4 separate regions of the Mus musculus genome follow, and all the other regions are linked to region 3. A link is a loop called in an ENCODE intact Hi-C map of the cell type or tissue named here. Cell type or tissue: heart. All regions are shown on one strand.

Region 1 (5,000 bases), 100 kb before region 3:
GCTGTCTGTATGGGTGAGAAGTGACTTACTTAGATTTTATGTGTCTATGAGGCAGAAGACAGCAAAGAAAAATAGAGTTGTGGGCAGGAGAGGAGTGTCAGGAACCTAAAGGGAGACCCAAGAGGGCTGCCACCAACACTAAGGGCGCGTCTCCAGGCTCACACCCTTGCATGGTGTCTTCCTTCCCTTACCATTCTGTAAACCTTTTCCATTAACCTGTCTCTACACTGGGTACTATTTTGGATGCACCGGATACGTAGCAGTGAACAGGGAACTTCCATAGTCATGAGATGGAAGGACAGGCATCTGCATAAACACCAAGTAGCAAAGGGGAGGAAAGAAAGGCCGTGAAGAAAGGGGGCACAGAATGGGGTAGACGGGGTAACTGTGGAAAAGGACAGTATGCCCAGAAAAGTATCTGATTAGAACCCTGACAAAAAAGAGCAGCCAGGTCCTAGGGGAAGACAGAGAGGAAGCAGGGGGACCTTAGAACTTCTCACAGGATGACTGAGAGCAACGCCTTGCTTCTCCAGTGTGAGGGCTGTCCCTGGAAACCAAGGAGGCTGCATTGGCCCTGTGGAGGAGGTTATAGAGGAACACCACCTGGGAGGCTGCCTCCGCCACTCAAGGCAGAGATGCAGGTACAGTGGGGTATCTCAAAGGATGCGATTCAGAATGCGTAAGAGGAGTCGATGAGACTCGCCTATGGGAAAGCAGATGATAGGGAGTGGATAGTGACCTGAGTGTTCTGAAGCCAAAGAATGGTGGTGCCACATGCTCAGACGAAGAAGATGAAGTTGGACTGGACTGTGAGCGGTGGGAGGGAAAGCCCTGCTTTGTCTGTGGAAAGATGGCGTAGGCGGCACTGTATGGTCTGTGTGGTGTGCTCCTCTGCTTTATCCTGGTCAGTGGGCACAGCCCTTCTCCTCCAGACGAGCCTGCTGGTATGGCTTGGCTCATGACAGAATTATGCTGACTAGTTTTAGGAGAACAAGAAACAATAGAGAGACCAAGTGAAATGATACGCAAAGCCAAGATCCCAATGCCAGGGACACGGCCTTGGGCTGGGGTATACAGATGGCTGTGTAATCCCACATGGCCCCACATTTTGGGGTAGGAGTAATGGTAGACATAAGACAAAAAGAAGTAGAGGGTGAAGTGGAGTGAACCCCAAATCCAACAGGCCCAAATCACATGTGCACTGAATCTGTAAAATAAACTGCCTAATAGCTCGTTCGCATCCCATGAGAGCAGGTTTGGGGTGTTCTTTATTATTAGCAACACTAGACTAAAGGGACACAGTAATGTCCCTCTAGCCACTAGCTCTGCTTTAGGGGATGGAAAGGGGCAGTGGCCAACCCTTTTGCCTACTATTAAATATACAAGCATGGGGTTATCATGGTTACCCTTAGCAGGACACTGCCTGCCTGTTGCCCAATACAAATGAGAGATGGGCTCAATAAACAGGCTGACCCAGAGAAAACCCGGCCTTCTGCCACTCTGCCATTAAGTTGAAAAGACCATTAATTAGACAAGCAGCTAGCTTGCTTATACCACACCTAGGAACTTCCCTTCTTCCCATCCCAACTAGCCCAAGCAAACTGCACAGTTACTGCCACAGTATGTAGCTAAACTGTGTTCCTCAGAGGCCAACATGTAAGGACCTGGTCTGCGGCACTGTGGAGACACGATGGAACCTCTAAGAGGCAGGGCCTTATGGGAGGGATCCAGATCACTGCAGGCTTCCACAAAGCCACAGCTGAAAACCTCAACCTGGAGTCCTCAGTCCCTATGACACAAGACACCATGCGACTAAGTGTACAGACTCTGGGACATTACAGACTGCAGGAAATAACTTCTCTGCAAGTGAACTTCTGCACAATGGAAATGATATGGCTGTAATGGGGGTGTGGGGGCAGTAATGGGGGTGTGGGGGCAGTAATGGGGGTGTGAGGGGAGTAATGGAGGTATAAGGGCAGTTGACAGAAGTGTCACACACAGAAAGGGCCCAGATGCCAGCCACATCTGCTTTCAGAAACTCAGCATGTGGGAAACACCCCACATTCCTGTTAGAAGTAGTGTTTCCTTCTGAAGGCCTTTTGTCTTCCTTGTCCATCCACCACAGATCAGCTTTGAGGACCATGTCAGCTCTCTCTCCAGAGCTGCCCCTGCCCCGTCTTCATCTGCATCTCCCAAGAGTCCCTTGGCGTCTTCAGTTGTTCCCTCCCCTCATGAGACAGCATGTCCCCTAAGCTGTGTGGCCCAGGGCAGCCCCTCCTAAGTCCTTTTAAGAATTTGCTTTCCTCTCCTGAACCCCTCACTTCTCTCACACAGCCGCAGACACAAAGACCAAATACAAGAACCACCTCAGTCTGCATCAACAAGCCACCAGTGGGCTCTGTGACAGTTTGAACAAGAAACAGCACCTATAGTCTCAAACATTTAGTCCCCAGTTGGAGCGCTATCTGGGGAGGCTTAAGCAGTGTGGCCTTGCTGAGGGACGTTTGTCACTGGGGTCAAACTTTGAGGTTTTTGTGTACAGGTGTTTTACATACTATGTGCATGTAGTGCATGCAGAGGCCAGAGGAGGGCACTACATCCCCAAGAACTGGAGTTGTCACAGATGGTCATGAGCCACCATACAGGTGCTGGGGAAATTGAACTGAGGTCCTCTGAAAGAGAAGCCCGTGCTCTCAACTACTGGGCCATCTCTCTAGCCCCCCAACCTGGGCTTTTAAGTTCCAAAACTATGCACAGTTCCCAGTTCACTCTGCTTCCAGCTTGCAGTTTAAGATGTGAGCCTTCTTCAGCTTCTGTTCCAGCTGCCACGCCTGCCACTTGCCGATTGCACGCCACCATCGACCGACCACTCGTATCCCTCTGTAAGTGTGAGCCCATTAAACAGTTCCTTCTACAAGTTGCTTTGATCATGGTGTTTTAGCACAGTGGTGGAAAAGCAACTGATGCCGAATGTAAGTCCTTCCTCCCTTCATCTGCTCTCAAGATGCTGTCAGCTCTCTCTGAGCTGGACAACATGACCGGATTTGGGTTTGGGAGGGCCAAGAAAGAAACCTTCAAATACAGCTTGTTTAAACTGAGGCACATGTAAAGTACAGAAACTCAGTGCATGACCGGATGCATTCTTACCCACATATAAATGTAGCAGCTCCCAGGAACTACCTCCCCTCTCACTGCTGATACTGTAGTTTTGCAGGTTCTTGAACTTTTAAATGAAAACAAGGCGCCCAATCCTGAGCCTTGCTGGTGCCTGTATTCTTTCGTTCCATATTGTTGAGACTAGTCTGTGTTGCAAATAAGTCAATTATTTTACTACTGTGCAATACTCTATATATTCACACACATGTGTTACTTTATTCTTTCTTCTGTTGGGGTACACATAGGCTATTTCCAGCAATTTCTAGCAACTGTGAAGTCACGGTTTCAGTGGTCTTGTCTTTCTCTTGGGTGGGACCCAAGAGCGAAATGCTGACAGGCGCACAGCCAGTACTGGTAGGATCTGCCATACAGACTTCGGGTACAGCTGTGCCTATGGCCCCCTCTCTAGAGCAATGGCTTCTGATTTGGTATCCCAGCCTCATCTTCTCCAGTATAACACAATAGATGGCCTAGGCTATGGCACAGGGCAGACTTTGCTGCCTACCTGTGAGACAAGCACACTAACTTTAAATCTTTACTCACCTGGAGAGAGAGAGAAACCATTCTTTCCAACCAGGGCTGGCATCTACTGTACTAAGAAACTATGCACAAACCGTAGAGATGGCCTGGAGATTAAAAGCACTGGTTGTTCTTCCAAAGGACTTGGGTTTAATTCCCAGAACCCACATGAGAGCTCACAAACATCTGTAGCTCAGTTCTAGGGATCCCTCCCCCTCTTCTGGTCTGTGGGTACCAGGAACTCACAGACAGGCAGGCTACCCACATACATAAAAGTTTAATTTAACGAAAGGAAACAATGTATCCATCATTTATGATTGATATTGCCAGCGTATGGCGGGTACTGGTGCTGAATGTTCTCCTCTGCCCCCCCACACACACCTAACGCCCCCCAATATGCTGTCACCAAACAAACATTTTGAAGCTCCTTATTCCCATGGGGTTCTTTACAACTCTGGCACCTGGTAACTGCTTCCCTCCTACTTGATATCTTGTGGCTGCTTTTGCCCCTCCTACTGCAGTTGATGGAGAAAGCAGGGACACTGGAAGTCAGAACCTCCTAAGCAGTTCACAGAAAGTAGAGGCGGCTTCCCACCAAGGAACCTGGGTTAGAGAGAAGGCAGCTGGTGGTGACCAAAGGTGACCCACTGTATACTGTTTAGGTTCTCTTATAGTAGACCCTGTGGCCAGCAGTAAGTTCATCAAGCCCTGGTATGGAGCCACAATTTGGGGGTATCCTTCCATAGAATTCACCTTCATTCCACGCAGCCTGCCTACCATTCAACCAAGCTCCAAGAAAGGCAAATAGGTAGAACCAGGCTTATCCTAAGGAAGTGTGCACTGGGCAGGGAGAAGTCTTCCAGGGGAATCTCACTCAGCAGGCACAAACAGAGGGGTAAAGGGATGTCTCCTCAATAAACCTAACAGCCATAACTCCTTACACCAAGCCCCAGTCAGAGATGGGAGCAAACACACAGAGAGCCTTTGAACTGAGGAGAGAAGCAAAGGAGCGTGGGAAGGGTCACTTCTTTTATTATCCCAAAATGCAAAGTATTGAAGGCACTTGCAATAACATGAGAGAGGAAAAAAGCAGGAAGCAGAACCCCACCTGGTCATTACCCAGCCTGGAGAAAAAGAAAAGCTCTCGGGCCAGGTCTGACGTCAGCCCGGTGTCCACTACAGAAGGTAAAATTCCATTCTACAGACAATTAGGAAATTAAGAGCACGGGGGCAAGGGACGAGGACCAGCAGTCACGAGTTAGTGGTTCTTCAAGGAACACATTTGGCAGTGAGGACACCTTTCAGGGCCCCTGCTGGAAGAGGTC
Region 2 (5,000 bases), 65 kb before region 3:
AAAAAAATTAATTGGTATCAATTATTTTTTAGCGGGCAATAGTGGCACATGCCTTTAATCTGGTGGTTCTCCAGCTTCCTAATGCTGACACACAGTTCCTCGTGTTGTAGTGACCCCCCAACCATAAAATTATTTCATTGCTACTTCGTAACTGTAATGTTGCTACTGTTATGAATTGAAACATAAATAAATATCTGACATGCGACCCCTATGAAAGGTCGTTGGAACCCTAAGGGATAGTAACCCACAGGTTTAGGACCACTGCGGAATCCCTCTAGAAGCAGGTGGATCTCTGAGTTCAAAGCCAGTCTGAACCACAGAGTAAGTGTAGGACAGCCAGAGTCAAACAGAGAAATCCTGTCTTGAACCACCCCCAACTCTCCCCCTCCACACACACACACAAAAGTAAGAAAATTATTTTTTATTCATCTCTGCACCTCCTAATCTGTTTTTTCGTATGTTTTGCTGGTACTACACCAGGTCAACACTTGGTCCGAGGGAATACAAGCCCCTGGTGGCCGCAGAGCCTCTACTCCGAACTGTGTCTCTGGAGGGGGCCCTCCCCTGATTTCAACCTGGAACCAGGCAATGCTGAGCACAGGTCGCTGTAGGTTCAGCCCGGAGAGATCCTGGATGTGGATCACATGCTCGTGATCCCAGCCTCAGAAGGCCATGTGGGGGGGGGGGGGGTACAGAGTTCAAGGCTAGCCTTGGCTACATACCAACTTCAAGGCCAGGCTGAGCCACACAGTGAAAGCCTGCCTCAAAGAAGCAAGAAGTAGAGATGTGGCTCAACAGCAGAACACACTTCTCAACATAGACAAGGCTCTGGGGCCAATCCCCAAAACTGAATTATATATATAATTCATATATATATATATATATATATATATATATATATGGCCTGGAAAGAGGTAGCCCTGCAAAAGTGGCTCTGATGGTCCCAGCCAAAGGGAACCAACCACCTAGGAGCCAATTTGGGTAGGGGACAAATGAATTTCTGGTGAAGTTTCTTCTTGTCAGAAAGGCTCTAGTCCTTCACCAAACTCGAAGTCCCTCTTCCCACCCCTCTTTAAAACACCACGCACTCCTGGGGTTAAACTCAGGTACACACCATACTCTCCTCTGTGGCTCTGTCACCCTCCACCAAAGAGTGGAATGGCTATGGGTGACTTTAAGGGCTAAAAAGCCTCTGTGTAGTTACTTGGTCTTAGGCAAGTTACTTAGTGTCTTCTTGTTTCCGTTCCCTCCTCCTCAATAAGTAATACCTGCTCCAAAGGGTGGTATTACACAAAAATATTAATCTGATCTGACTGTTTAGAAAACTATTCAAATGGTTTGCGTGCAAACAAGCAGCTTAATTTAGTTACTCATATAACAGAAAAGCCCAGCAGTATAACTGACTCGGGTATGCAATGGCCCAAATAAATAAATAAAAATTCAAACCTGCTCTTCACAATGAAAACCTGTTTTCAGCAGCTCTGAGCCCCATCCCCACAGACCTCATCCTCATTTCTTTCAGTCAAATAGTTGGCTCTGACTGGTTCATATGTCATCCCGAGGCAGTCACTGAGGTGTAGCCTGGAGCCAGGCCATCTATTCTAAGCCATATGGATAGGGAGGGAAGAAGAATAATTACAGGGCCCTGTTTACTACCAGAAGGTGAACGGCCCCAGAGCTGTGTGTGCCAAGCTTGTACTAAGTTCCCCTCCAAAAGCCATTAAAGATACTTGTGTTCCAATTGAGGCAGATAAGAAAGATCCACCTATTCCTGGCGCACTTTGGGTGTTAAGCATTGTTAAAACTGTTTTTAAAGTTGCTATTACTAGCTGGACTTGTTGACACATGCTTCTAATCCCAGCACTCCAGAGGTAGGCAGATCTCTGAGTTTGAGGCCAGCCTCAAACTGCAGAGCAAGTTCCAGGACATCATGGACTACACAAAAAAACCTTGTGGGGGGGGGGGGGGAATCACTATTACTATTAATGATGTTTTAAAGTTCTGGTTAAAAGTACTACTGATATTTATGCCCTTGTCAGAAAGATGTTGGGGAGTGGGGAGATCTTGCTCCCTAATTAGCAATTATTGGATTCTGTCTCTCTGGCTTCATTGCTTTGAGCAAAAGGCTGCCAGTCAAGCATCCAACTAGACTACCCTTAGGTCAGTTGAGCTGTTTGGAACACTGCATAGACAAAAAGAATGCCCTGGTTTTTCTGTCTCCTGAAGGCACAAACTCAGGCAAGATTGTTTCCATTTGTAACAGACTTTTTGCTATCAGTCACCCAAATGAACTCAGATGATCCTATAACCATCTCCACCCAGGACAGAGGGAACACACTTCCCCTAGTGGCCTGGCAGAGGCACTGTCATGGCCTATACTAGACCTGTAGACAAAAATACCCATTTGTATTATGTTAGGTGTGCTACCATTGGTGAAGACACGAAGCATCATTTATGCATGAGACATTCTGTTGTTGGTTCAAATGCTCTTTTTCTAGCTAGAGACGGATTTGGTTCTTGGTGCATCATCTGAGAGATGCCCTCCTGTGCTCCCTCCACTGGCTTTGCAGCATTAAACTCTGTAAGAGGCATCTCTCAAGTGGTTTTGTCTACTTTTAATGGCGCTGAGAGAAGCAGTAGGCACAGTAGGAGGCAGTGATGGAGCAGTAGTTAACACACACACACACACAGAGAAAGAGAGAGAGAGAGAGAGAGAGAGAGAGAGAGAGAGAGAGAGAGAGAGAGCTCATTTTTAACCAGCCTTGTGGCTCCAAGGCTGGGCTCTCCTAAGCCTCCCGCAGCTAGTATGCCTTTTCCTTTACTCCTGGCTCAACACTCTAAATCTGCCCTTGGCTGAGTTGCCCAGTTACCTTCTCCTGGCTCGACAACCCTACAACTGCCCTCAGCTTAGCTGCGTTTCTAATCTCCTGCCTGGGGAAGGGACCAATGGCCACTCCACCTGAGATCTCTCCCTCCAAAGCATGGCAAATTCCCTTTCCCCACCCGTGTCTCCTAACCTACTATCAAGAACCTAGAAGTCCCACCTCTTCTGCCCAGCCATTAGCCACCAGCATCTTTATTGATCAATTAAAAACCAATTGGGGAACAGGATCTTCAGAATTCACATGCAGATTCCTGACCAAAGCATCAGAACCAACCCCTACTACTACATAGGTGCCCTCCTCTTATTCTATTTTATTTTGCTTTTAATTAATTCCGTAGGTAGTCAAGTTGACCATCAAAAATAGGCATCCCAATACTTGCAAAAAGATCCCCAGTGCAGTGGGCTGGCAAGAGCAGTAACAGGAGGGGATCCAAAAGCTGCCAAAGATCACAAGGGGAAGCAATTACCTGTGATTTCTATCTGGGTAAAACAAAAGGACTCCAACTGGATGACTGTCGCATGAGGTGCCAGACATTTTAGAATATCTGTCTGTGTTTGAGTAACTTCCCACGCCACAAATCCTTCTCCACATCCCTGCTTCAAAGCCAGAACTGCTTTTTCCCAGGCTCCTTTGCAGCTAAGATGATCACATAATGCAGACACTGCCAATGAGATAAATTACTGGATGTTTTTATGTAAAAGGAACTAATCAAGAGCCAGAAAACCCAGCATCTATTCAGACAAAGAACAGCAAGGTAGAAATGGTGGCTTTAGGGACAATAGTGGGAGAGGTACTGGAGCGCTTGCCACAAGACATGGAAATGCTCTTTCAGAAGTTTATGACCACGTAAGTCCTCCAAAACCCAGTGGCTTAAGAAAAACTCTTATTTCTAACAATTCTTTGGGTCAACTAGACCCAGCTGGGCAGATCGGCTGCCATATGGTATCGATTAGGCACAGTAAATGGAAAGCTGGCTGCAGCCACATAGAACATGTCCAGCAGAATAGCCTACACTTCCTTATAACATGGCAACCTGGTTTCTCACTGGATGAAACAGAAGCTGCCAAGCATCTTAAGACATAGGCCCAGGTCTGCCAAGTAATCATTTCTACCGCACTCTATGCCAAAAGCCAGAAAGCCATCTAGGACTCCAAAAGAAAGGTAATGGAGGGAGGAAAGAAGGGGAAAAAATTATGTAATTATATTATAATCTCAAAAATAAAATAAAAGATAGAAAGAACCAAAGGCAAGCACTTGCAGTAGAATTGAGCGCTTTCTAGGACCACAATTACTAATTAGCACAGATTTGATGGTTTACATAACAAAGCTCACTGTCTCAGAGCTGTGGCAGGTAAAGGTCCAGAATCAGGGCATCAGCAAGACTGGTTCCTTTGAGAATGGGGGCACCCAGCCCACACTTCTCTTCTGGCTTCTAGAAGGTGCAGGTAACCACTGTCTTCCCATGACTTCCAGATCCATCTCCTTGGTCTTAGCTATCATCTACAATGGCCATAATAACTTCATTTCACTTTGATTATGTCCGTAAAGAATAGGGCATAGTGGTGCATACCTTTAATCCCAGCACTCAGGAGGAAGGCAAAGACAGGTGGATCTCTGTGAGTTCAAGGACAGTGTGGTTTACATAGAGATGTCCACCATAGCCAGGGCTATGTAGAGAGACCCTGACTCAAAAACATGTGTGTGTGTGTGTGTGTATGTGTATATGTATATATATTTCCAGAGTACATATATTTCCAAATATATGTGTGTGTGTGTATGTGCATGTGTGTGTATATATATATACATACATATATATATATGTATGTATATATATATATATATAATTTCTAGGGATTAATCTTTTTTTAATTATGCTAAATACTGTCAGTCTTGGAAGTACTGGAGAATAGGATTCCAACATACCTTTTTTGGGAAAACACAGGCTGTCATGTAACAAGTATGGACAGAGAAGTAGCAGGAAGCCTTGGCAGCCATCTTTGCAGTAATTGACAAGAAAGAAAAGTTCCCAAGGGATACCTCGCTCTTATCTTCAGGAACAGATTCCTGAGGCAGGTAGGTTTAAATTAAGACCAGGAACTTTATAACCAACCCTAG
Region 3 (5,000 bases):
CTCCGTTCTGAGCCTTCATATCCTCAAGAACATCTTAGAGACAAGCAGAGTTGGTTGGTTTCTAACAATTTGACACAAACCTGGACGTATCTGGAAAGGAAAATCTTAATTGAGGAATTGCCTTCATTGCCTTCATCAACTGGCCTTCAGAGAAGTCTGTTGGATTTCCCCCCCCCTCCCCCTCCCCCTCCCCCTCCCCCTCCCCCTCCCCCTCCCCCTTTCTTTCTTTCTTTCTTTCTTTCTTTCTTTCTTTCTTTCTTTTTTCTTTCTTTCTTTTTTTTTTTTGGCAGGACTTCTCTGCATAGCCCTAGCTGTCCTGGAGCTCACTCTGTAGACCAGGGTGGCCTCCTGAGTGCTGACCACCACTGCCCAGAGTTTTCTTAATGCTTGATGTGGCAGGGCCCAGATTACTGTGAAAGGTGCTGCCACCAGGTTCATATTGATAGAAGATAGCAGACTGAGCAAGCCAGTACTTGGTGGTCCTCTGTGGTTTCAGCCTCTGCTCCTGTCCTGAGTTCCTGCCGTGACTTTTCTCAGTGTGCTGACTACCATCGGGATACGTGAGCCCAAAAAAATCCTTCAGCCTCCACAGGTGCTTCTGGTCAGTGTGTAACTACAGCACCTGAGACTCAAACTAAGACACAAGGGCATTTAAATTTGAGAACCATTTAATATAAATGTTGTCTTTAAGAAAATAAACAGAAAAGAATGTCTTCCTCCTGAATACAAAGACAACCCCCATTTGTAAGTCCACCTGTATCTTCACTCCAACCTGTGGGTGGAAAGTTAAATTTGAGTTTTAGTTCCTGAATTCTTTTTTCCACTGCTGAGATGCCATATATTCAATGATTATATCGTTCTATTTTCCTTTTAATTTTCCACCACTGAATTCCTCCTTAAAATTGTGTGTGTGTGTGAGAGAGAGAGAGAGAGAGAGAGAGAGAGAGAGAGAGAGATTTGTTACATCCAAAGTATCTAACTACTGATTCCTTTTTGCCCGAGGGATCTCACTCCTAAACTCAATGTTAAATATGATGAAGACAGCTGTAGTCAAGACAGGATGGCTCTTGATATTCCAGCAATAGCACGTCATTGTCTATTTGTCTATAGCCTATGAGGCCTGTGTCATTACTAATATAAAAATGTTGGTGATTCGCAGTCCCCCAGGACTCACAGACTCAAATCTGTCAGATCGCACCTTCAGCATCAGTGATGTACCAACATCGGGGTTCTCACGAAGTCCGTGATGGACAGGACCCTAGCAGCCCTCTGTATGGTGGTCTGTATGGTTTTCATATCTCTGGTAACGGCACCCTCTCTCCCAGATTCCTAGCACATGATGAGCCTCTAATCTTTTAGCCCCAACCTCTCCAGAGGCCAAAACTTTTGACTCCTGAGCAGACCTAATTTCCCTGTTTGGGGAGGGGCTTCTGTAGTTAAGCTAGTCACAGCAGCTGCTCTGGAAGAAGACCCAGGTTCAGGTCTTCACATTCTCATCCACAAGGCAGCTTATAACTCCAGTGCTCCCTCCTGGCTTCTAAGAGCATCAGGCACATATTCAGTGTACTTACTTAGTACTGGCAAAATACACACTCATACACATAAAATAAAAAGTAAACCAACTCATGTTTATTGTTTTCTTTAAACAAGGACTTTTTCCCAACTTCCTTTGAAGCCAAAACCTCGGACACAATTCTGGACGAGGCACAGGTCAATGTGTGCAGTGGCACAGGAGCAATGTGTGCAGCCGCTCCTGGGATACTTCTTTCTTCTATAGAAGACGAGATTGGCACCACCCTTGTTCATTCCTCCAGTTCTCCCTTGGACATGATGCCTGGATCTGGACTAGTGATGCTACAGCCATGAGATAACACATGTGGGGACAACATCAACATGGCAGGATAATGAAGCAGAAATAGAGACAGCCTGGGTGCCTGATGCCACTGCCACCGTAAAACCACACCAGGCTGGCAATTTTTAACAGCTGGATTTCTTCAGGTAGCAAAAAGAGAAAAAAAAAAAACTTACGTTTTTCAATGCCATCTCATCAGATGTTTTTTTGGTTTTTGGTTTTTTTGGTTTTTTGGTTTTTTTGGTTTTTTTTTTTTTTTTTTTTTAGGTATTTTCCTCATTTACATTTCCCATCAGATGTTTTTGTTGCCTGCAGCTAACCATTCTCCTAACTGACGCATACCGTTTAGAAGAATAACTCTTTATACGTCAGGGTTTACAACTATGAATATTGCCTTTAGCAAGTTTGTCAGTCAGTTCTCTGTTTCAATAACCAATACCTGGAATAAATCACGCGGAAGGAAGAAAGCGGTTTTTTGGTTGGTTTGTTGCGTGACTTCAGCAATTTCAGTTCAGGGTTGCTTAACTCTGTTGGGGTGGGTGAGTCAGATCCTTGTATCACAGCAGGAGAGCGTCATAAAGGAGGCCTGCTCCTTACATGGCATCCAGGAAATAGCAAGTCTGAGTCTTAATAACCCCCTATGAGGTCATGTCCCCGGTGACCTAGTTTCCTTCACCTAGGTCCAGTCTCCCAAAGGTTTTGTGCTTTTAGAGCCAGGCATTTAACTCAAGAACTTTTTTTGGAAGCCACTTCAGACAGAACTATATGAAGAGAGAACATATTGCAGGGAGATATAGAAGAAACATATGAACAATATAACTTAAAATTGTGGTAAATGAAAAAATAAACAAAAAGAACACAGGTCATCAAAACTAGTCTCTGCTATGAAATAATAGGGCTCCCCCTATTATTTCATAGCAAGATAAAAAAAATGCAAAATCACCAATGATCTCAAAATGTCCACTAGGAGGCAGTAGAGCCTCCTTTCTGATTATGCTCACTCCGGCTCCCAAATGTGAACTTTCTGCTTCCAAGCTGCACCTTACAATTAGAAATCTTTGACCACAGCATTTGACTGTGACCCTGAACACCCCGAGAGTGCCGGCATTGCGCTTAAGGTCCGAGCCCCGCCCCTCCAGTCCTCCACTGTCTGCTGCCTTCCTGCTCCTCCAGCCTCACCCGGTTGCTTCTCCCTTCACTCTCTCCATTCCACGTTCTTTTTGGTTCCTTGGGCCGACAAACTCTTGCTTGCAAAGATGAGGGTACCCTTTGATATATTCCAGGGCCCCCTTTCTCCTCAGTCACCTTAGTCCTCCAACCCCGCCCACATCTGGGAACCCAAGTGAGAGTAACCGGAGAGGAAGTCTCTACTGACTCCTAGTGGACCTATTGAGAACGTTTGTGATTATAGGGTCTGCTCAGATGCTAATCTCGCCTGACAAAAGTCCACCTCCAAGTTTGCTGGAGAATCTCCTGAGTCTCATTTCTTCTCCCAGCGTCCCTCTCTCTGCCCAGAAGACCCACCCTCCACTTCCTGCCCAGTTATTAGCCGTCAGATTTTTATTACAGCCAAGCAGATACAATTCTAGATTGCCTTAGGCCAGTGAGGAATAACAACTACTTACAAAATATAAGACCGGTGAGGGGCCATAGAAGTAATAACACCAAGCTGCAGCTAGTATTTAGCTCTCTGCCTCTGCAGAATTAATAGAATCCAGAAACACACAAAGGTATCCCAACAGTGTATCCCAATAGCCCAGGCTTGCTATGTAGCCTAGAACTCACAGACCTCTTGCCTCAGCTTCCTGGAAGCTGACATCACAAGTGTTTTGACACTGCCTTGCTTTGATTATTGACTGATTTCTTTTCCCCCAGAGACCTAGACTTTCTTTTTACAGTTTTGCGAAAATGCAAAGGACACATTCTCACCATCTTATCACTTCGACCAAAAAGGGATTGTGATTCCTCCTTTTTTAAACTAATGGATAGTAATTGTACAAAGCAATAGACTTTATGTGACTTTTTTTTACACACGCACATAAGGCACTTTGAAGATAGGCTCTTGTTACCCTTTCTTACCATGTCCCCTCCCTTCACTCACGCCCTTGATGGTCCCACCTCTTTCTTCCTTCCTTCCCCCTGCTGAGTCTCCTGTTAGAGAGTAAGCATGCCATGTATCTTTCTGAGTCTGGTTTTCACATAATATGAAGAACAAGTTCCATCCATTTTCTTGAAATTATTTTTGTCCTTTTTTGTATTATTATTACTCTGTGTGTGTGTGTGTGTGTGAGAGAGAGAGAGAGAGAGAGAGAGAGAGAGATGTGATGAGGAAGTCAGAAGACAACTTTGATGTCTTCTGTCCTTCCACCATGCCATCCAGGCATAGACTCCATCTGACAGGCTTCCCTGGCAAGGGCTCTTACCTGCTGAGCCACCTCACTGGTGTTGTCTTGTTCTTCTTTATTGCTGAGTAGAATTCACAGTGTATATACACCACATTTCCCAGGTTGATGCCATAACCTTGTATTGTGAATAATATCTCACAAGCACTAGTGTGCAGGTGTCTATATGGCAAACTGAGTTTGAGTCTTTTGGGTACACACCCAGAAATGGTAGAACTGGATCATATAAATAGTCCAGTCTGTTTTGTTTTGAGGAACTTCTAATTTCTATATATGGGGTCTAATCTGCAGACCCACCAACTACATATAAGAATCACTTCCCCAACTCCCATCATTCCCAGCGTTTGTGGTCCTTTGTTTTCTTGGTAATAGCCATTCTGAGGTAAGATGAAATCTCATTGGCTTTGATTTGCATTAACTTAAAGAACACTGTTACAACAGGAATGTCCTTCCAGCTAAAATCTCCGCCAGCCAGGCTTTGCTGTTGACAGACCCAATGGAGCACGTGGGACAAGGCGCTAGCAGTGTGGAGAGTGTTCTTTCAGGTGAAACCAAATTGACTTGGTGATGTAGGAGATATTGGAGTGTGTGTGTGTGTGTGTGTGTGTGTGTGTGTGTGTGTTGGACAGGGTAGGACCCAACAAATTAATGGTCAATATGAACTGTTATGTCTAAAATATCTTAAGTCAGAGCTGACCCCCAGGCAGCTCTTCCTGAACTTACATAGGAACTCAATGTGGTTTTTT
Region 4 (5,000 bases), 86 kb before region 3:
TCCCAAGGAAAGGTTACATTAGTAAGACTTGAGGCAGGACCAGAGGAACAAAAGGTGGCCTAGAGAGGTAGCTGGGCCCGAGTGATGCTTACCAAGCCTCACACTCTGCACACGGCCCCCAATGTGGCTGGAAGCCTCAAGCACAGTGACATCCGTGAAGCCCTGCTCCAGAAGGGCTCTAGCTGCAGCCAGGCCAGCCAAGCCAGCACCGATCACCACCACACGAGGCTGTCCCCTTCTCCGTAGGCCACGACTGAGAGGGTCATCCGCACTGTCGCCACTGGATTCACAACTTTGCATGCCGTCCGTGCTCACCTTCTAGGAGCCTGTGAGGAGAGATGGGGGCTGGGGGTCAGCTCACCTGACCCAAGGGAATCACTGCAAGCTGCCCCCATTCCTTAAAGATCAAGAAGATCAAGAAGAAACATCCTCTAAATGCAGAAAGGGAGATGGGAAGGGGCAGCGAGATATGAGAGCCAGGGAGGGAGCGTGTGTTTTAGGGCCCACTAACAGGTAAGAGGTGGGATCCATCAATTCTACCCCCAAACCTCTTAGGCTTTGCCTGTTCCTCACCCAAGGTCTAAAGTATGGACAAGAGGTGACCTGAGAAGAGATGACCAAACAGGCCAAAGTCAGGAGACTTACCCTAATGCCTTGCTCAACCCTGCATAGCTGCCCTCTGTGCCAACCCCAGGCTGCTTACACAGCCATCAGGATATTCACACATACCAGAGTTACTTGCACAGGCTCCAGAATGTTCACAGCAGCCCAGAACACTTGTACACACAGCACTGGGCTCTGTCCCTGGCTCTCACCTGGCACTTCTGCCCCCTTCCGTCTTTCTCCTCTCTCCTTGCCTTTCGGCTGGCTTTCTGAGTATCAGTGAGGTGGCAATGTGGTGGGAAGGACAGAGTCTTCACCTCCCCGTTCCTCCAGAAAGAGCTAGTATCCAACAAGCCTTGCTATTCTGGGTAGGTCCTTTCTCCATCCACCCAGGCCCCCAGTCACCACAAAACAGCAATGAACCCAGGAAACACTGGATAGTGATGACCCGTGGCACCAGAGACCAGACATCAAATTGACAGTTATACGCTGCCAGCTTGCTTAGAGACGCCAGGCTTGGGCAGCTGGTAATGTAGGGCGAGAAGGTGGCCCAGGGCTGGAATACACTGCTCCTCTAGTCTAAGAATGGCCAGAATACTTTGAAATTCAGCTCCTGTCCTATCCCTTTCATTCCCTGACTCAGCAACGTAAAAGATCAGTTGTCTCAACTAAGGTTTGAGTCACAGATGCCGCAGAATTTAATAGTACCAAGATCGAATGAGGAAATAAAGATGGACAGAAGCTGCTAGTTCACAAGCCAAGAAGCAAATAAAAACCCGTCACCCACACCCATGAAGCAAGTGTGGCCTTTCCCAGCCTCCACACAGCAATCCACTTTTAAAAATCAGGCACATCCCTCCAAATAGACATGTCAAAGACATTTATAGCTTTATCACACTAACCAAATCTGGAAACAACCCAAAAGCCCACCAATGAGAACAGATGCTCAAACCGTGTAGTACTCTCATGCCATGCAAAACTCAGCAACTACAGAAACAAGCAGCTGTGCTCCAACAGCAGCACAGATGCACCTATGAACGTGACTGAGCCAGAGGCCAGACTCCGAGCTGCACATACTGTGTGGCTCTATTCACACGAAGTTCAGGGAAAGGCAAACAATCTGTTGAGGACAGAGATTAAGGGAAAGGGGACATGAATGAGAATAGTAAGGGGAGCTTGCTGCAGTGGAGGGAGCAGATCTACCTGGATCGGAATGGAGGTTACACAGCATGCCAAGACATGTCCACTTCCTTCCAAGGTTTCCATTTTCCCCAGTACAGTGTCCTCTAACACTTGCAGGTTTAGCGAAGTAGGTGCTTTTTTTCCTAAATATGCTCAGGCTAAGAGGCTGCTTCTCCCCCAACTTATTCCATGTGATGTATGGGCCTAGACAGATGTGCTTCCTCTAGCGAGCCTCCTACTCCACTCCCAGACTCAACTAGCCAAGTCAAGCTAGAACATGCTTCCTAAACTACAAGCAGATGGCGCTAGAGACCCAGAATCCCTCCCGGGCAATCCAGGCTTTGCTCGAGAGGCCACTAAAAGGTGGGCGCCAGCCTTTCCTGCCTCCTCCTCCCCCTCCTCCTCCACTACCCTCTCCCCCTTCTTTTAGGCCCCCACCCTCTAGGGAACATGCCAAGCCGGGCTTCTGAAGTCTCTCCCTCCCTTCTCCTCTGCCTAGGTTCCTGTGCACTAAATTTAGAGGTGAGGATGTGGCGGATTGCACGCGCTGGCAGGGTCAGTGGTGATGCCACCGGAAGTCTGCCAGCCACCGCCAACGCTGTGAGAAGCTAGCAAACACACAGAGTGCTGTGGAGGGCCTGCGTCAGCTGTAATGACGCCAGGGTGCCCATGCAACAGGTGAGACCTGACACCGCTGCGTGCCCCAGCCCATACGCTGGAAAAGTGGGGAATCCCCTTGATAGCACCCTGGCCCCAGAGACACTCCAACAGCCTCACTTTTGCAATAAAGGGGTGGGAAGGTGGCAGTGTTTGTAAAGCTTAAAAGTGGAGCCAGGTCTTGAAATGCTACTATGTAAAGCAGGTGTAAAAGGGATTGAACTGGAGTTCTCACACTGACTGCGGCCAAATATGCCTGTAATTCCAGTACTGGGAAGGCTAAAGCAGGAAGATCATGAGGTTCAAGCTAACCTGGGATACATTGAAAGACATTACCTAAAAAAAGAAAAGCAAAACCTGGGGTGGGGGTGGGGGGTCTTGCTTATCACAGGATCCCTGACGCTACCTTCTAAAAGCCAGAAGAGACCTCCTGACCTTTCTTCCCCTAGGCATGACTATACACTGCTGTTGACAGTCAAATAAGGTTATTATAAGACTATCAGCATTTAAGGACCTGACACATGCAGGAACTGTAGAAATGACAGGATTCTGAAAAGGACCACAAGCCATCTTATAGATGACTGCAGAAAGACCCCTCCATTCCCAACACCAAATCTCAGAGACCCTGGACAAGGGTATCAGATGCAAACAGCACAGGACCTGCGAGGGTCCTAACCCACTGACCTTCCCAGCTAACTCTACAGTACTGGTCTTCCATGAGTCTTGTCCCAAACCAGCTCCATCCACCCCTGTTGCCCACAAGAAGCCAGAGGCCACAGAGAGCCACAGACGGCAGAGGATGTCTACCATGGCAATCTTACCACACTGTGTCCATGCACCATGAGGCCCAACTGAAAAATCAGAGAAGACATATCCAGAGAGCCTGCTATGCCAGGCTCAATCAACCTTTGCTGTTAGTTTTAATCACTTTCCCCACTTGTTTTTTTTTTTCCTAAGGGGTGGGGGTTATAGAGGGAGGGAGGGAGGGAGGGAAACTGTCTTATTGAGGAAGAATTTAAATGGTCCTTGGTGCATGCCTGTCCCCTTTTTGCCTTGATCTGTATGCACAGGAGAAACAGAACGCCCTGTACTAGTCCACAGATAAAGGAATGAAGAAAAAGTGCTGGCTCAGCCAGGCAGTGAGGGGGGAGGAGGGGAGCTGAGGCAGCTCAGAACAATAGACACTTGCCTTCTTGCTCTGGCCTCCATGGTAAACTGGGGCAGGAAGGGGGGTATCTAGGGCTTCCTGCCCAGCATCCATGTCCCCAAGCAGGCCAAGCCCCAAAGCTTCAAGAAATCGGGTCAGCCAGAGCATGAGTACCTGTCTACAAATTACCCACTGCTTCCTGACAGCACTTTCCCAGCACAGGCCTCAGCTTCCCGGTGTCAACCCCTCCTCCACACCTGTTGCTGTTGAGCCCCTCCCAGAAATGCCAGAACTCAGCTGAGGTAGCACACTGCTCTCACCCCATCCACAGCCCCAGGGTCAAAGTTGTGGGTGTCCTTTGGAGAAGATCCCCTTTATCCACTAGGCCAACCCAACAATGTCGCCTCTACCCCCAATGTCCTCAGAGACAGACCCTCCAGCTCCCACTCTCTGAATCTCACCTGAACCCAGGCTCATTCACCACCCTCTGGACCAGTGCTTCTCAACCGTCCTAATGCTATGACACTTCAATACAGTTCCTCGGGTTGTAGTGACCCCACACCACCACCACCATAAAAGTATTTCTTTGCTACTTCATAACTGTAACTTTGCTACTGTTATGAATCATAATGTAAATATTTGTGTTTTCTGATGGTCTTAAGTGACCCCTATGAAAGGGTCATTCGACCCCAAAGGGGTTGCGACCCATAGACTGAGAACCACTTCTCTAAAAGATAACTATGGCTGGACCTCATTTAATATGACCACAGGTCAACTCAGCAATTTGTTGAGCCTCTACTCTACAACAAACATAGGAATGCTCTTTATCCTCTGGCTTTGCAGATGTCCCTTCTCACAAGATACTCCCCACCACACACAACATAAAGCCCAAGCCCCACCAAAGCCTTGGGCTTTTCCAGACCACCTAATGACCAAAGGCAAGCATTCATTTCCCTTACCATGCATCAAAGAAGCTGCCTCTGGGTTCTGACCACACAGTCCTCACTGGGACTTAAGAGCTGTGCTGTCATTTGCAGCTGTGGACTGTAGGCCCCACATACTGGCTCTTAAGTACAACAACTACCTACTGGTTCCCAGGACATGGGTATCTCACTGGGGATCCGTTACTGTCTTGTGTCTCAGAACTGAGGCCGCAACTTCCCGGTCACTGAGCAAGGCTGGATTCCAGGCTAGACTGGTACTTCTCCAGCAAGTGAGCATGGCCACAGCCTAAGAGACACTACCGTGCAGTTCAGCAGCCCCAGCCAGTGTAGACACCCCTTCCTCATCAACTGGGATGATCTGCCGTCCATCCACAGGTCACTATGTCCCCAACTGCGATAACTGCTGCAGATATACCACCAGCAACAATCTCCCACACCTTTCAAAGGCACAAAACAGTCTTCCCATC

Evidence for each region. A loop is a pair of places that touch in the nucleus more often than their neighbours do. Peaks named below come from ENCODE experiments on the same cell type or tissue, not always from the same donor. Only the 100,000 strongest peaks of a DNase experiment are listed, where the experiment ranks them.
Region 1: it touches region 3 in a loop (7-fold over the local background); 24 of 42 quality-filtered maps call a loop at or near these places.
Region 2: it touches region 3 in a loop (2.2-fold over the local background); 19 of 42 quality-filtered maps call a loop at or near these places.
Region 4: it touches region 3 in a loop (8-fold over the local background); 29 of 42 quality-filtered maps call a loop at or near these places.

What each region holds. Positions count from the first base shown.
Region 1 is chr2:131,524,857-131,529,856 of GRCm38, reverse strand. Smox (spermine oxidase) reads right to left here. Exons shown (of 7, transcript NM_145533.2): 7 at 4,674-5,000. The coding sequence ends at 4,977. Gm30732 reads right to left here and starts at 3,869. Exons shown (of 2, transcript XM_017319385.2): 1 at 740-3,869. The coding sequence starts at 1,389. In heart, a CTCF peak has its summit at 2,585 (motif pointing right); no DNase peak of the experiment used is centred here.
Region 2 is chr2:131,486,390-131,491,389 of GRCm38, reverse strand. All of the region lies in intron 1 of Gm30679, which reads left to right. Among named protein-coding and RNA genes, the nearest start is that of Smox, 3.0 kb to the left of the region's middle. In heart, a CTCF peak has its summit at 2,354; no DNase peak of the experiment used is centred here; H3K4me3 peaks cover 50 bases; H3K27ac peaks cover 44 bases.
Region 3 is chr2:131,421,198-131,426,197 of GRCm38, reverse strand. No RefSeq gene overlaps it. Among named protein-coding and RNA genes, the nearest start is that of Smox, 68 kb to the left of the region's middle. In heart, CTCF peaks have their summits at 2,846 (motif pointing right) and 3,206; a DNase peak (open chromatin) is centred at 3,157; H3K4me3 peaks cover 867 bases; H3K27ac peaks cover 460 bases.
Region 4 is chr2:131,507,310-131,512,309 of GRCm38, reverse strand. Smox (spermine oxidase) reads right to left here. Exons shown (of 7, transcript NM_145533.2): 2 at 93-326. The coding sequence starts at 300. Among named protein-coding and RNA genes, the nearest start is that of Gm30732, 16 kb to the left of the region's middle. In heart, a CTCF peak has its summit at 2,072; DNase peaks (open chromatin) are centred at 2,079, 2,239 and 3,679; H3K4me3 peaks cover 766 bases; H3K27ac peaks cover 2,582 bases.